Regions from separate parts of the Homo sapiens genome. Here region 2 is linked to region 1. A link is an interaction called in ENCODE POLR2A ChIA-PET data of the cell type or tissue named here. Cell type or tissue: A673. All regions are shown on one strand. Each heading gives the region's core, and the rest is flanking DNA. Links, peaks and the distances in the headings are about the cores only.

Evidence for each region. Peaks named below come from ENCODE experiments on the same cell type or tissue, not always from the same donor. Only the 100,000 strongest peaks of a DNase experiment are listed, where the experiment ranks them.
Region 2: POLR2A ChIA-PET joins it to region 1 with 10 read pairs; 5 of 35 experiments call an interaction of 5 or more read pairs at or near these places.

The regions. Positions count from the first base shown.
Region 1 is chr1:8,166,382-8,174,715 of GRCh38, forward strand. No RefSeq gene overlaps it. Among named protein-coding and RNA genes, the nearest start is that of LINC01714, 38 kb to the right of the region's middle. RefSeq lists enhancers at 568-1,241, 6,675-7,205. In A673, for the core only: no CTCF peak of the experiment used is centred there; DNase peaks (open chromatin) are centred at 3,060, 3,540 and 8,160; H3K27ac peaks cover 1,504 bases.
Region 2 is chr1:7,987,389-7,995,722 of GRCh38, forward strand. No RefSeq gene overlaps it. Among named protein-coding and RNA genes, the nearest start is that of PARK7, 30 kb to the left of the region's middle. RefSeq lists enhancers at 1,322-1,381, 4,450-4,980. In A673, for the core only: no CTCF peak of the experiment used is centred there; no DNase peak of the experiment used is centred there.

The DNA of each region.
Region 1 (8,334 bases), core at 213-8,212:
CTTGCAAAGACCACGATCCCACTCAGCTTTTCTTCCAGGGGTAAAACTGCTTCAAGAGTAACCATTACTCAATCTCCCTCTCCAGGGAGATATTCCATTATTGAGCATTTTATTATAGTTCTTGGGTGAATCTGGATTTCTCGCTCTGTGTCTTATGTTTCTTTGAAGTGAATCCAGCAGTAACATATCCCTGCTCTTTTTGGATCACACGATGATCCAATTCTGGTGCCCAAGTGAGAGAAAAGGAAAAAGACAGCTGGTGTGTTTTTGGCAGGACTCCAGTGTAGCAATGGCCAAGGCTTCTCAGAGGGAATTATGTTCTTGTCCAAAGAGCCACCTTTGAGAAGGGGGTGACGGTGTCACCCTGTCTATCTTATGCACGTCCAAGTGCTCACCCATGAAGCTGGACTAGAGATTGAAAAGCACTCCACGCCTGGGCGTTGTGGCTTATGACTGTAATCCCAACACTCTGGGAGACTGAGGAGGGTGGATTACTTGAGTCCAGGAGTTTGAGACAAGCCTGGGAAAATGGTGAAACCCCATCTCTATTTAAATCATTATTTATATATATAAAATAAAAAAGCACCCCACATCCCTTTATTGCTGGAGATCACACTGTTTTTGGTAACTTTCATTGTCTCACTCTTTAGAAGTAATGACATGAATCATTTTAGTGCCAGTGCGAGTTAATTTACCAGCGTGGTTTCAGCATTAAGGCATGGACTGAATTTCAGGAAAATGCTTGTGATTAGCATCGCTTATTGCTATTTTACTTGAAGCTAAAAGATAAATCAGAGAAACAATATCCCAGTAAGGGCCCCCAGCAGGCGGTCCATCCTGACGATGACAGAGGGGGAGGAGGAACAATGGCTACACTTTACTCTGAAGTGGCTACATCACCTTTTTCTGGGCCAAGAAGCCCAGGTGCAGATGTTTTCTCTGCAGGGAGTGTGCTGAGCTGGGTTTTGTGGGCTGCAAACTCCTATCAGAAGTTGATAAAGTTCTGGGCCATTGGTTCTTAGCTGATTGGAGAAGCATTTCATAAGCTTAGAGTGTGAAACACCTAGAGATGAGTCATCCATATGGGCCAGTTCCCCTAAAAAAAAAAAAAAAGTCTCTACTGTTGTAAGCACACACACACACACACACACACACACACACACACACACCTTAAACTTTATCAGGGTCTCAAGTAAGTGATGAAATCGGATGTGAGTGGTGGCTCACGCCTGTAATCTCAGCACTTTGGGAGGCCGAGGTGGGTGGATTGCCTGAGGCCAGGCGTTTGAGACCAGCCTGGCCAACATGGTGAAAGCTCGTCTCTACTAAAAATACAAAAATTAGCTGGGCGTGGTGGCAGACACCTGTAGTCCCAGATACTCAGGAGGCTGAGGCGGGAGAATCACTTGAACCTGGGAGGTGGAGGCTGCAGTGAACCCCGATGGTACCACTGCACTCCAGCCTGGGTGACACAGCGAGACTCTGTCTAAAAAAAAAAAAAGACAGAATCAGATAATGTGTGGACAAGCCCTTCCCAAATTACAACCAGAAAGTGAAATCTGACAGAAGGGAAGAACAGGACAGCCCTGGGAGCTTCTAGTCATTGGAAGAGACCGGGGCTGCATGCAGATGGGGACCCTGTTGACAGCAGCCCCTGCCTGCCATGCTGAGACCCTGCGTGTGTGAGCATCCCCAGCTTGGTGGCTGAGCCATCTCCTTGTACCCCAACCACAACCTCCTCTGTGGCTCCAGTCACATCCTGTCCCTTCAGAAGGCCACTCACAGGACATGCCCTTCCTGTGGTGACTGGTCACCTTATTCATGAAGGAATGACTGAGGACATGACTGAGGTGTAGCAGAGTCAAGCTACACCGTGAGTGTCTGTGGGCACTGCAATACCTTGGAGCTGCTGGACTCCTGAACATTGTCTAAATCATCTTTCGCAGCCATCCATCTTCTGCCACATGGATTCCAGTTTCCATTGTGAGAAAGGGGTTCAACGAGCCATGGCATTTTCCACCAGAGGGTCAGCATCTGGGCCTCTGTTATTTTTCCTTTTGAGGCCCAGTTTTCTTGAAAACGAATAAAACTTACAGCTCTTAAAAATACCTAGGATGGGCTGGGCGCAGTGGCTCATGCCTGTAATCCCAGCATTTTGGGAGGCCGAGGCAGGCAGATCACGAGGTCAGGAGCTCAAGACCAGCCTGACCAACGTGGAGAAACCCTGTCTCTACTAAAAATACAAAAATTATACCGGGCACAGTGGCTCACGCCTGTAATCCCAGCACTTTGGGAGGCCAAGGCGGGCGGATCAAGAGCTCAGGAGTTTGAGACCAGCCTGACCAACATGGTGAAACCCCGTCTCTACTAAAAATTAGCTGGATATGGTGGTGCACGCCTGTAATCCCAGCTACTTGGGAGGCTGAGGCAGGAGAATTGCTTCAATCTGGGAGGCGGAGGTTGCAGTGAGCCGAGATGGCCCCACTGTACTCCACCCTGGGCAACAGAGTGAGACTCCATCTCAAACAAAAACAAAAACAAAAATGAGCCGGGTGTGGTGGCACATGCCTGTAATCCCAGCTATTTGGGAGGCTGAGTGGGGAGAATCACTTGAACCTGGGAGGCAGAGGTTGCAGTGAGCCAAGATCACACCACTGCACTCCAGCCCGGCCAATAAGAGTAAAACTCCGTCTCAAAAAAATAAAAAACAAGAAAAACCTAGGATGGGCCGGGCATGGTGGCTCATGCCTGTAATCCCAGCACTTTGGGAGGCCGAGGCAGGGGGATCACTTGAGGTCAAGAGTTTGACACCAGCCTGGCCAACATGGTAAAACCCCACCTCTACTAAAAATACAAAAATTAGCTGGACATGGTAGCAGGTGTCTGTAATACTAGCTACTCAGGAGGCTAGGGCAGGAGCATCACTTGAACCTGGGAGGTGAAGTTTGCAGCTAGCCAAGATCGCGCCACTGCACTCCAGCCTGGGCCGCAACAACAGCAACAACAAAATACCTAGGATGCAGCACTCTTCATGGATTTAATCTAATTATCATGTGAGATGAGTCAATGATCATGAATTGTAGGGGTAAAGAAAATGAGTCACAATGAGACCATTGGTGATGGGTCAGAAGGGGCTCCCTGGTTTCACCCTCCACTGCCCTGGGGGGTCCACGCTTCCCCTTGAGCTGTGGCTGGGTGATGCTGCCCTCAAAGGCCAGCTGTCATGGGCTTTCCCCACCCCGACCCTGAAATTTCCCCCATTTGTCTGAGCTATGGCCACCTTACTGGCTCAGAAGTCAGGCTACAATACTGCAATGGAACCGGGTGATGAAGTGTCATAAATAGTTAATACAAATTCTGCCAACAAGTTTGGGGTTAATAGCCGATCTTAAAATGGGTAAGGGAAAGAAAGGGAGAGGGAGGGAAAAAGGAGAGGGAAGAGAGAGAGAGACAAAGAAAAAGAGAGAGATTTTCTGGCATTCATCCTAAGCATTTCAGCCGTAAACTGGTTTAGGCCAGTGAGACAGGATGTTCTGCAGAGCAAAGATCACGTGACCACACAGTGCGAACAAACAGATGGTGTATCATTAACAAACTGCAACGCTGCATTTCCTAGTCTCTCCAGGGTGTCAGTGACCCAGGCAATTTAATTAAAAACATTAAAAAAAAAAAAAAAAGTGACAAGGGCCAAAGTTTCATCCTGTTTAAATTCAACTTCATCAAAAAAGTGGAGGGGCTATCCCTTCCATGAAACGTCCACATATGAGCCCCTCAGGGAAGTGGCACCAACGTGTAGGTCAGTGGCACAGTCAGGCCTCTGGTCAGTGGCCATTGATCCAGAAATGCGGCCAGGGCATGGCCAGGGCAGGGGCAGCTCCAGGACAGAGACCAGCTCGCCTCCCATTAGCCTCCTGGGGAGACAGGACAGGTAAACAGCAGGGAGCTCAGGGGGTTTTATGGACCAGGCCGTGTACACAGTTTGTCCCGAGTACAAACAAGCAGGTGGCCAGTCTCACCTTTGTTCTAAGAAGCGGGATCCAGGCAGGCCAGGAGGCCCAGAGGGTAGCTGTCAGGAGACACTGGGGCCCAACCAGGGCTTCCCACTGCAGGAGCGGGTCAGGAGCTTGGACACTCTCGGACACTCAGCACTGTCCTCGCTTGAACCTCCCCGGTAATGGCAGCATAAAGTGATGGTCAAGGGGCATCCGGTTGGGACTCAAGAAGCTTAATCCCAAATCCCTGCCCCACAGTCTACCAGTGACAGACACTGTGCTGAAGTCAGCCTCCACATGCTCACCTGTAGAATTGTGACAACATGGCAAGGGCAGGTGAAGGCCCCAGGATAGTGCCTGGCCATTGAGAGTGCTCTGTCGTGCAGGTGGGCATGGGCATGGGGCTGTCCAGAATTGAGCTGTTTTTTTGAGTTGGAGTCTTGCTCTGTAGCCCAGGCTGGAGTGCAATGGTTCACTGCAACCTCTGCCTCCCAGGTTCACGTGATTCTCCTGCCTCAGCCTCCCGAGTAGCTGGGATTACAGGTGACCAACACCACGCCCAGCTAATTTTTGTATTTTTAGTAGAGACAGGGTTTCACCATGTTGGCCAGGCTGGTCTCAAACTCTTTTTTTTTTTTTGAGACAGAGTCTTGCTCTGTTGCCCAGGCTGGAGTGCAGTGGTGTGATCTTGGCTCACTGCAAGCTCCGCCTCCCAGGTTCACGCCATTCTCCTGCCTCAGCCTCCCGAGTAGCTGGGACTACAGGCAACTGCCACCATGCCCTGCTAATTTTTTTTGTATATTTAGTAGAGACGGAGTTTCACTGTGTTAGCCAGGATGGTCTCGATCTCCTGACCTCATGATCCATCCACCACGGCCTCCCAAAGTGCTGGGATTACAGGTGTGAACCACCACACCCGGCCCAGGCTGGTCTCAAACTCTTGACCTCGGGTGATCCACCCGCCTCGGCTTCCCAAAGTGCTGGGATTACCGGTGTGAGCCACTGCGGCCGATATCTACGTTTTTAAAGACTCCTGTAATGGTGGCAAACTTGAGGCTCCTGGACATGGAAGGTGAAGAGGGCAAGAAAGCTGCAGGAGAAACCCTAGAGAGGTGGGACAGCTGGGGATCAATGGCTTAGGAATCTGTAAAGAAGGATATTTAGGTTTTTAGAATTTACATAAGGCCAGGCACGGTGGCACACACCTGTAATCCCAGCACTTTGGGAGGCTGAGGCAGGGGGATCGCTTGAGCCCAGGAGTTTGAGACCAGCCTGGACCACATAGGGAGACCCAGTCTCTGTAAAAAATAATTTTAAAATTTTAAAAGAAATTCATATAATCTTGGGCTTCCCAGCAGGTAAACAAAAGAATCCTAATTAATCTCAAGTGCAGATCATAAGAATTTGGAGAAACTGTTTGCACTCCAACATCTATGGAGATCAGTAGCTTTCTAGATTACAAAAATTCTAAATAAAATGTAACTTGGATAAAACTTGATTTTTGCACAGTGATACACCTAAAAGAAGCACAACTCTGACTCAAAGGCTTTGATGACAAATATAGGCAGATCACATGGCGTATCACATGCGATGAGCCATTCTCAAACATCTTTATCCCTCTCTCCTCTCAACATTTGTTCATCATTTGCTGATATTTATTGAGCACCCAATACATGCTCTGCTCTGGATGCCGGAGCAGCAAACAAGACCCTTTCAGTTCCTGCTCCACTACATTCTAGAGATGAAAGGCAGACTGGCAAATAGCTAGATCTTGCAGGGTACAGTTACTTTAGACGAAAGGCAGAGGTATCTCTCCGTCGCTCAAAGTATGATCCGAATGACAGAAGAATCCAGCCACATAAAGATGTAAGATAGAGCCTTCTAGGCAGGGGCAACAGCTTGTGCAAAGGGCCTGAGGCGGAAATGAAATGAGCCTGGCATGTTTCTGGAGGGAAAGTCAATGTCTCTGGAGTAGGGGTAGCAAGAGGCGGGTGTCGGGAGGTCTGCAGGAGCCAGATAACAAGAAAAGGCCTGTCGAAGATCTAGTGTAGAATCATTGCGGACCCTACAGACGACGCAGCATTAAGGATCTATGCTGAAAGCACTCCCCTCCAGGTGAGCAGACCCAGGTGTGAAGAAAAAGCTTTGCTTGGCTGTGTATCCAGGCAAATGCTGGATGAAGACACTGATACGCTTGAAGTTACGATCAAATGTCCAGGGCTGTATCTTTCACTTTTTACTTTTAAAAATTTATTATTTATTTATTTATTTTGAGACAGGGTTGAGCTCTGTTGCTCAGGCTGGAGCACAATGGCCCAATCACAGCTCACTGCAGCCTTGAACTCCTGGGCTCAAGTGATCCTCCCACCTCAGCCTTCCTAAATGCTGGGATTACAGGCGAGCACCACCACTTTTTTTACTTTTTTTTTTTTTTTTTTTTTTTGAGACAGGTCTCACTTTGTCACTCAGGCAGTAGTGCAGTGGCACAATCTCAGATCACTGCAACCTCCACCTCCTGGGCTCAAGAGATTCTCCTGAATCAGCCCCCAAAAGTAGCTGGAACTACAGGCATGCAACCACCACGCCCAGCCAATTTTTGTGTGTTTTTTTGTAGAGATGGGGTGTTCCCATATTGCCCAGGCTGGTTTCAAACTCCTGAGCTTAGGCAATCTGCCCACCTTGGCCTCCCATAGTGCTAGGATTACAGGCATGAGCCACTGGGCCTGACCAGCCTTTTAGTTTTTATGATTGCTTACTTTAACCAAAATTTTTAGTTAACCAACCAACTGCAAATCCTAATTGTAGTGAATCTTTTTTTTTTTTGAGATGGAGTCTCGGTCTGTTGCCCAGGCTGGAGTGCAATGGCGTGATCTCAGCTCCCTGCAACCTCCGCCTTCCAGGTTCAGGCGATTCTCCTGCCTCAGCCTCCCGAGCAGCTCAGATTGCAGGCACATGGCACCACGCCCAGCTAATTTTTTTTTTTTTTTTTTGAGACGGAGCCTCACTCTGTCACCCAGGCTGGAGTGCAGTGGCACAATCTCGGCTCACTGCAAGCTCCGCCTCCCAGGTTCACACCATTCTCCTTCCTCAGCCTCCTGAGTAGCTGGGACTACGGGCGCCTGCCACCACGCCTGGCTAATTTTTTGTATTTTCAGTGCAGACGGGGTTTCACCATGTTAGCCAGGATGGTCTCCATCTCCTGACCTCGTGATCCGCCGGCCTCAGCCTCCCAAGGTGCTGGAATTACAGGCGTGAGCCACCGCGCCCGGCCAATTTTTGTGTTTTTAATAGAGACAGGGTTTCACCATGTTGGCCAGGCTGGTCTCGAACTCCTGACCTCAAGTGATCCGCCCACCTCAGCCTCCCAAATTGCTGGGATTACAGGCGTGAGCCACCGTGCCCGGCTGTGCTGGATTTTAGGACTCTACTGTTCTTAAATATTTTGTTGCAAATCACAACATTCACTAATTCCACACGCTTATCAAAACTGGTAGTATTTTTTGAGCCAGTTCCATGCAAATGTCCTCATCCTGCACACATACGTGCACATACTCATATTAACAAACATAACTGAAAATTCAACCCCATAAACTTGGCATATAAATTTAGTTCAAGTACAACCAGAGGAAAAAAAAACAGATCTGATTTTTAGATATTCTGCTTAACCAATCATACAATTCAGTCAGAGTGGCCGGGCATGGTGGCTCATGCCTGTAATCCCAGAACTTTGGGAGGCTGAGGCAAGCAGATCACTTGAGTCCAGGAGTTCAAGACCAGCCTGGCCAACATGGTGAAACCCTGTCTCTACTAAAAATATAAAAATTAGCCAGGCACGGTGCTGCAAGCCTGTAATCCCAGCTACTTGGGAGGGTGAGGCAGGAAAATCGCTAGAACCTGGGAGGCAGGGTTGCCATGAGCCAAGATCGTGCCACTACACTCCAGCCTGGGTGACAGAGCGAGACTCCATCTCAAAAAAAAAAAAAAAAGAATTCAGTCAGAGTAGCATACATGTAGCAACCAACTACTGTACAAACTATACCAATACTTGGCTCTCTGAGAGATGCCAAAAAGCAGTATTTTGCCTGATCCATGTGCTCAACAAAGTTAATCTTGTTGGCAACATTAGGCCTCAATGCCAGAAACAAGAATGACGTCAGGGAGGCTAACAGCAAGTGCTTCCCAAGGGCCTCGCCCTGCCGAGCCTCTGTGTGCTTGCCAACACCAGGGGTGGTGTTCTATCTGGGATGTCTGCTGCCAGTTTGTCTGTAAAAATCTTCTCTCTCTTTCAAGTATCACTTCTTGCACGAATCTAAATTTTCCTTGTCCTTAGGTGACCACTTGC
Region 2 (8,334 bases), core at 43-8,042, 180 kb before region 1:
GAATTTGAGGTAAAATACACTTTTGTTGTTTTTTTCTTTAGAGACAGGATCTCACTCTAGTCTGCTGGAGTGCAGTATCTCGATCTCGGCTCACTGCAACTTCTGCCTCCTGGGTTCAAGCAATTCTCCTGCCTCAGCCTCCTGAGTAGCTGGGACTACATGCACGCACCACTGTGCCCAGCTAATTTTTGGTATTTTTTGTAGAGATGAGGTTTCACTGTGTTACCCAGGCTGGTCTCAAACTCATAGCCTCAAGTGATCCGCCTGCCTCGGCCTCCCACAGTCCTGGGATTACAGGCATGAGCCACCACGCCTGGCCTTGTTTTGTTTTTGAGACAGGGTCTCGCTCTGTTGCCCAGGCTGGATTGTGGTGGCGCAACTATGGCTCACTGCAGCCTGGTCCTCCCCAGCTCAAGCGATCCTCATGCCTTAGCCACCCAAGTAGCTGAGACTACAGGCACACACCACCATGTCCAGCTAGTTATTTTTTGTAGAGATAGGGTTTCAGTATGTTGCCCAGGCTGGTCTCAAACTCCTGGGCTCAAGTGATCCTCTTACCTCAACCTCCCAAGTGCTAGGATTGCAGCGTGAGCCACAGTGCCCAGCCCACTTTTAATAAGGAAAGAAAACTGGACACCTGCTGTTTGTTTACTGGATACCTGCTATTTGTTTTGTTTGTTTGAGACGGAGTCTCTCTGTCTCCCAGGCTGAAGTCCAATGAATGGCCCTATCTCAGCTCACCACGACCTCCACCTTTCAGGTTCAAGCAATTCTGCCTCAGCCTCCCAAGTAGCTGGGATTACAATTGCCTGCCGCCATGCCCAGCTAATTTTTGCATATTTAGTAGAGACAGGGTTTCACCACATTGGCCAGGCTGGTCTTGAACTCCTGACCTCAGGTGATCTGTCTGCCTTAGCCTTCCAAAGTGCTGGGATTACAGGCATGAGCCACCGTGCCCGGCGGATACCTGCTATTTGAAAGTCACAGGCTGGGTGCGGTGGCTAATGCCTGTAATCCCAACACTTTGGGAGGCCAAGGTGGGTGGATCACGAGTTCAGGAGTTCAAGACCAGCCTGATTAAGATGGTGAAACCCTGTCTCTACTAAAAACTACAAAAATTAGCTGGGCGTGATGGCGGACGCCTGTAATCCCAGCTACTTGGGAGGCTGAGGCAGGAGAATCGCTTGAACCCGGGCAGCAGAGTTTGCAGTGAGCCAAGATCACAGCACTGCACTCCAGCCTGGGCAACAGAGTGAGATTCTGTCTCAAAAAAAAAGAACAAAAAGTGAAACTGCTGATCTGAAAACCACTTATTACTAATAGTGAACAACTGTAAACTCTCTCAAGTTTGCTAGGTGTTTTGCCAGCATCCCTTACCTCTGAATAAGCTCCTTGGAATTTTAGAGATATCTACAGGAAGGGAGATAGTGAAAGAAATTGGCTCTTTGAGTTTTTGTGCCCTCAGGGCAGCAGGAAAAGGTGTTTCTAGATGAGCATTTCTAAAAGAGCATCTCTAAGGTAAATCAGTATTATCAGAGCCCAGGCATTGTAGTGAAGATTCATTTCCCTTTCTCTGACAGTGTTTGGGATGGGGGCTCCAGGAACCAGCTTTATCTAAACCTTGGGCTTTTTCTGGTCCTTCTTGAATGACTAGCTTTTGGCATGTTGATAACATTTTTAAAACCTCCACTCTCTCTTATCTGTCCACTTCTTTCCCAGGCTGAACAAACTTGCTTCCTAAACTTCTGGTCGGGGAGGGGACAAACAAAAATTGGGAACTTAAGTGGGAGGGGTGCTATCTACAGTTGAAAAGTGACCTGGAGTCAGAATTCAGATGTGTGATTAAGATGTGTGGCAGGTGGCTTGACTGTGCTCCTCCTGATTTGGGGGTGAGGGTGTGACAGGCGTGAGCCACTGTGCCCAGCCGATTTTCTTTCACTCTTTATACAAAAGGATCAACTTCTATCCAGAATCCCAAGAGGGGTTGCATTCTTCTGCCCCTGCTTTTTCACTTGTCATATCTTCGAGAACTTCTACCAGTTTGTGGACATTTATGTGCTGCATCTCCAACTCTGTCTGACCAGTAACCCTAGAAAAAGTGGTCATTGGTATCATCCATTGCAGAGAAGAAAGTCTTTCTAGAGGTCAAGAGCCTACTGGGCCTATGCCATAGGATTCATTTCTGTAACTGCAACATCAAATGTAAAATATGATTTTACTTTAGTAGCCAACTGTATCATCTGAGTCTGGTTACTTACTCTATATTCTAGGGTGTTGGTTTCCTAAGGAATGAGGAGGACATCATGTTCTCCTGCAGTCAGTTCTCCTGTAGAATTAGCTTGTTTTTTTTAGAAAACACCCTCCCTTTTTAGAGGGAAGCAGCAGCAGGGACCTGGGCATTCAAGGAGTGCTGGGGGGGATCTGGGCTGCTCTCAGACTCTTCCCTGTTTATTAGCTACAGCATCTTCCCCATGCACACAAGGAGTCTGTCAGCACAGTGCAGAGGAAGGGGCTGTTCCTTTTCACATCTGGGCTGGACACATTCTTCACGGTTCCAGCATGAGGCCTTTCCAGAGCTGGCCCTTTTCCCAGACCCTAGCTTGAGTCCCAAGGCATCCAGGCTGGGGCCAAGGGCTCTTATGGGACTGAGCACTAAGGAAGGTCTTTAGCACTGGGAAGAATGTGAATGCTGGATTCACCACCATCACCATCACCACCACCACAATCACTATCACCATCTCCATCATCATCAACATCCCCACTGTTGTCACCACCACCACCATCACTATCACCATCATTACCATCACCATCACCATCATCACCATCACTACCACCGTCATCACCATCACCCTCACCACCCTCACCATCACCCTCACCACTATCACCACACTCACCACCACCACCATCACCACCATCATTACCACCAGCATCACCCTCACCACCATCACCATCACCACCACCATCACCTTCACCACCACCACCACCATCACCACCAGCATCACCCTCACCATCACCCTCACCACCACCATCACCACACTCACCACCACCATCACCATCACCACCAGCATCACCCTCACCACCACCATCACCATCACCACCACCATCACCTTCACCACCACCACCATCACCACCAGCATCACCTTCACCATCACCCTCACCACCACCATCACCACTACCAACACCATCACCCTCACCACTACCATCATCACCATCACCACCACCATCACCATCACCCTCACCACCACCATCACCATCAGCATCACCACCACCACCACCACCGTCACCATCATTATCACCACCATCATCATCTTTTTCACTTCTTGCAGCTTGCAGGTTCCCAAACAAGTCCCGGACCAGCTGATCAGATGGGATCTCCCCACAGGGCTGCATACCTGCTGGGCCTCAGACATTCAGCTACTTCACAGAGCTGCTTTATTTTGCTTTGCTGTTTCAATTCTGCATGTGATCACATTCTCAGGGTTTCTTTTCTTTTTTTTTTTTTTTTTTTTTTTGAGATAGAGTCTTGCTCTTGTCGCCCAAGCTGGAGTGCAGTGGCACAATCTCGGCTCACTACAACCTCCACCTCCCTGGTTCAAGCGATTCTCCTCCCTCAGCCTCCTGAGTAGCTGGGATTACAGGCATGCACCACCACGTCCGGATAATTTTTATATTTTTCCTGGAGATGGGGTTTCACCACGTTGGCCAGGCTGGTCTCAAATTCCTGATCTCGTGATCCACCCACCTCAGCCTCCCAAAGTTCCGGGATTACAGGCGTGAGCTACCGCGCCCGGCAAGTATTTTGTTTTTAAATTCAGCCTGCTCCTGGAGGTTTTTACTTGGCTTAAAAATAACATGAGACTTGAAAGTTCATTGTCTTAAAAAATAAAGAAGAAAAGACAAAATTGTGGCTAATGGAGGTGCAACCTCCAGACACAAAACTTGGATTGATGATGGTAAAATCTGAGAGCCTGTGTTGGAAGACAGCAGCCAGGAGCGAGATGTTGCCCTCTTTAGATTTCACATCTTTGCTTCAGTGGTTTTCTTTAAAGGCAAGCAAAGGTAAGTAAGCCATAACAAGTGTGCTTGGTTCAGATTTCTTCTTTCCAGAAGAGAATAAGATTTCACAAAGTATACTGAAGAGAAAGTTATGTTTCCTTTTTTTCTTTGAGATAGAGTTTCACTCTTGTCGCCCAGGCTGGAGTGCAATGGTGCGGTCTCCGCTCACTGCAACCTCCGCCTCTCGGGTTCAAAGGATTCTCCTGCCTCAGCCTCTCAAGTAGCTGGGATTACAGGCGCCCACCACCACACCCGGCTAATTTTTATATTTTTAGTAGAGATGGGATTTCACTATGTTGGCCAGGCTGGTCTTGAACTCCTGACCTCAGGTGATCCACCCACCTCGGCCTCCCAAAGTGCTGGGATTACAGGAGTGAGCCGCTGCTCCAGGCTGTTTCCTTGTTTTTTAGACCTAGATGGAATGTGGCCTGGCGACAGTCCCGTATTCACCTGGTCCTGAAAATTCCTCCCTCCAGCCCTCCGTATCTGTTGTGCGGCGGTCTTAGGCCCTGCCTGCCTGGCGCCTGGGGCCCTACTGTGCTATGTGGTCAGTCTTACAAAATGCAGAATTCTCTCTATTTGCATTGCTGAGTGACTAGCTGAGGCAGGTAGGGTGACTGGGAGGAAGCTTTGTTACAGATAACTTGACAGCCGGGGGCAAGTTAAAGGATGATGGTAATAAAAGGATGGTCAGGCCTCAAATTTGGGCTTCAGCAGTAAATCAGTGCAAGAATAAAACTTACAAAGGTCACAGGCAAGAGTGAGATCATCCTCTTTTCTAATACTTGCTTATGCTTCTACATCCCTTATTGAGGAATGCCAGCCACTCAGCACACTTATGAAAGAGTAAATTATCTCCGGATGGTGGATAATACCATGTCATTAGTCCATGAGGCATCTAGCTCAGCGCCACCTGGGTCTTAAAGCACTTAAAAATGTAATTATACAACAAATACACCAATACCTGTTCATTGGGAAAGACTCAAATGATACATGAATACATAAAGCAAGACTTGAAAGTTCTCTGTCCCGCCCTCCCTCCCCTACCTCCTCTTCCTTTCCCCAAAGTCCCACTTTGAGGTCTCGCTTACAGTCTGTTTTCTAGGAATTTACAAATATGTAACTCTACACACACATCCACACACATTATGTTTTATACATACACAGAGATTGTACATTATTGTGTCAATTTTTTAAAAATAAAGTAAGGCCGAGCACAGTGGCTCATGCCTGTAATCCCAGCACCTTGGGAAGCCGAGGTGGGTGGATCACCTGAGGTCAGGAGTTCGAGACCAGCCTGGCCAACATGGTGAAACCGCATCTCTACTAAAAAAAAAAAAATACAAAAATTAGCTGGGCCTGGCGTCCGGCGCCTATAAGCCCAGCTACTCAGGAGGCTAAGACAGGAGAATCGCTTGAACCCGGGAGGCGGAGGTTGCAGTGAGCCGAGATCACGCAATTGCACTCCAGCCTGGGCAACAAGAGCAAAACTCCATCTCAAAATAAATAAATAAATAAAAACAAAATAAAATACATAGGATCCTATTGAGTATATTGTTTTGCAAATTGAATTTTTTGAAACAGTATGTCTTAGAAATCTGCTCATGTTCAAGTCCACTTTGTTTATGTAATGGTTGAACAGAATGTTATAGTATAACCACACTGTAATTTAACCTTTTTTTTTTTTTTTTTGAGACTGAGTCTTGTTCTGTCACCTAGGCTGGAGAATAATGGTGCGATTAAGACTCACTGCAGCCTCCACCTCCTGGGCTCAAGCCATTCTTTCACCTCAGCTGCCCGCCCCTTCACCCCCAGTAGCTGGAACTACAGGTACCTGGCACTGCAGGCACATGCCACCACACCCAGCTAATTTTTTTGTATTTTTTTGTAGAGATGGGGTCTCACTATGTTGTCCAGGCTGGTCTCAAACTCCTGGGCATTCCTCTATTAATGGATTTCCCCCATTAAATTTTTTTATTGCAGTAAAATACATACAACATGAAATGTACCATCCTAACCATTTTAAGTATACGGTTCGGTGGTATTAGATACATTCATCCCGTTGTGCAAGCATCAGCACCATCCATCTCCCGAACTCTTTTTCATCTTGTAAAACTGAGACTCTGTATCCAGTAAACACTAACTTTCCTTCCCCCTACCCCTAGCCCCTGGCAACCACCATTCCACCTTCTCTCTCTGTGAATGAGAGTACCCTCAGTACCTCCTCTCCGTGGAATCACATAGTATTTGTCTTTCTGTGACTGGCTTATTTTACTTAGCAAATCATCCTCAACGTCCATGTTGTGGCATGTGTTAGAATTTCCTTCCTTTTTTTTTTGAGACCGAGTCTCGCTCTGTTGCCCAGGCTAGAGTGCGGTGGTGTGATCTTGGCTCACCGCAACCTCCGCCTCCCAGGTTCAAGCGATTCTCCTGCCTCAGCTCCCAAGTAGCTGGGATCACAGGCGCGCGCAACCACACCAGGCTGATTTTTGTATTTTTTGTACAGACGGGGTTTCGCTGTGTTCTTCAGGCTGGCCTCAAACTCCTGACATCAAATGATCCGCCCGCCTTGGCCTCTGAAAGTGCTGGGATTACAGGCGTGAGCCACTGCCCCTAGCCCATAATTTCCTTCCTTTTTAAGGCTGAATAAAATTTAAGTGTATGTATGTTCCACATTTTGCTTATCCTTTCATCCCTTTATAGATTCTTGGGTTACTTCCACCTCTTAGCTATTGTGAATAATGCTGCTGTTAACATGGTGTCCACAGCTCTTCCGGACCCTGCTTTCGATTCTTTGGGGTATACACGCAGAAGTGGAATTGCTGAATCATATGGTCATTCTCATTGTGGTTTTGGTTTGCATTTTCCTAATGACTAATGATGTGGAGCATCTTTTCATCTGCTTATTGGCCATTTGTACATCTTAGATATGTCTATTCAAGTGCTTTGCCCATTAAATTTTTTTTTCCAGGGGCCATGCTAATAATCTGTGTTGTTCCATTTTTAGTATATGTGCTACTGAAGTGTGCACTTTGCCCAGTTTTGAATCGGGTTTTTGTTGTTGCTGCTGATATGATTTGTTTTTTTTTTTTTTTGAAACAGAGTCTCACTCTGTCTCCCAGACTGGAGTGCAATGGCGCGATCTCAGCTCACTGTAACCTCCACCTCCCGAGTTCAAGCGATTATCCCACCTCAGCCTCCCATGTAACTGGGATTACAGGCATGTGCCACCATGCCTGGCTAATTCTTTTGTATTTTTAATAGAGATGGGGTTTCATCATGTTGACCAGGCTGGTCTTGAATTCCTGGCCTCAAGTGATCCACTTGCCTCAGCCACCCAAAGTGCTGGGATTACAGGCGTGAGCCACTATGGTTGACCCACGCATAAGCCAACTTTAATGTTTTTCAATAAAGTTTTGTAATTTCCCCATTAAGCGTTTACACATCTTTTGGATTTATTGTTGGTATTATTAGGTCTGTCTTTTTTTCTTTCTTCTTTCTCTCTTCTCTTTCTTTCTCTTTTCTTTCTTTTTCTTTCTTTCTCTCTCCCTTTCTTTCTTTTTCTCTCTTTCCTTTTCTTTCTCTCTCTCCCTTTCCTTTCCTTTTCTTTTTCTCTTTTTTTCCTTTTCCTTCTTTCTCTTTCTTTCTTTCTCTTTCTCTCTCTCTCTTTCTTTCTCTTTCTCTCTCTCTCTTTCTTCCTTTCTCTTTCTCTCTCTCTCCTTCCTTCCCTCCCTCCCTCCCTCCTTCCTTCTTTCCTTCTTTCTCCTTTTTCTTTCTTTCCTCCCTCCCTCCCTCCCTTCCCTCCTTCCTTCCTTTCTTTTTCATTGTTAATTCCTTTTTTAAATTGTTTTCTGATTGTTGCTGGTATATAGAAATACAGATACTTTTATTTACTTATTTACTTTTTTAAGAGACAGGGTCTTCCTCTGTCACGCAGGCTGGAGTACACTGGTGTGATCAAATTTATGACCTGCTTTTAGGCAAAAAGGGGGAGGGCAGAGAACTCTTTCTGGATCTGTTGATTCTCAATTGCCTTCAGCTCAAAATAATCTTTATGTCAAAGTCGCATATTCTGTGGTGGCCTGTCCGGATCCCCTTCAAGTCTCTCTGACCTTTCTTCTGCCCTCCAGCCTGGGTGACAGAGCTAGAGTCTGTCTCAAATAATAATAATAATACAATAAATAAATAAATAAATAAATAAATAAATAAAGTACGCTTTCCATTCTTGGTTTGCTAAGAGTTTTTGTCATGAGTAGATGTTGAAATTTATTGAATGGT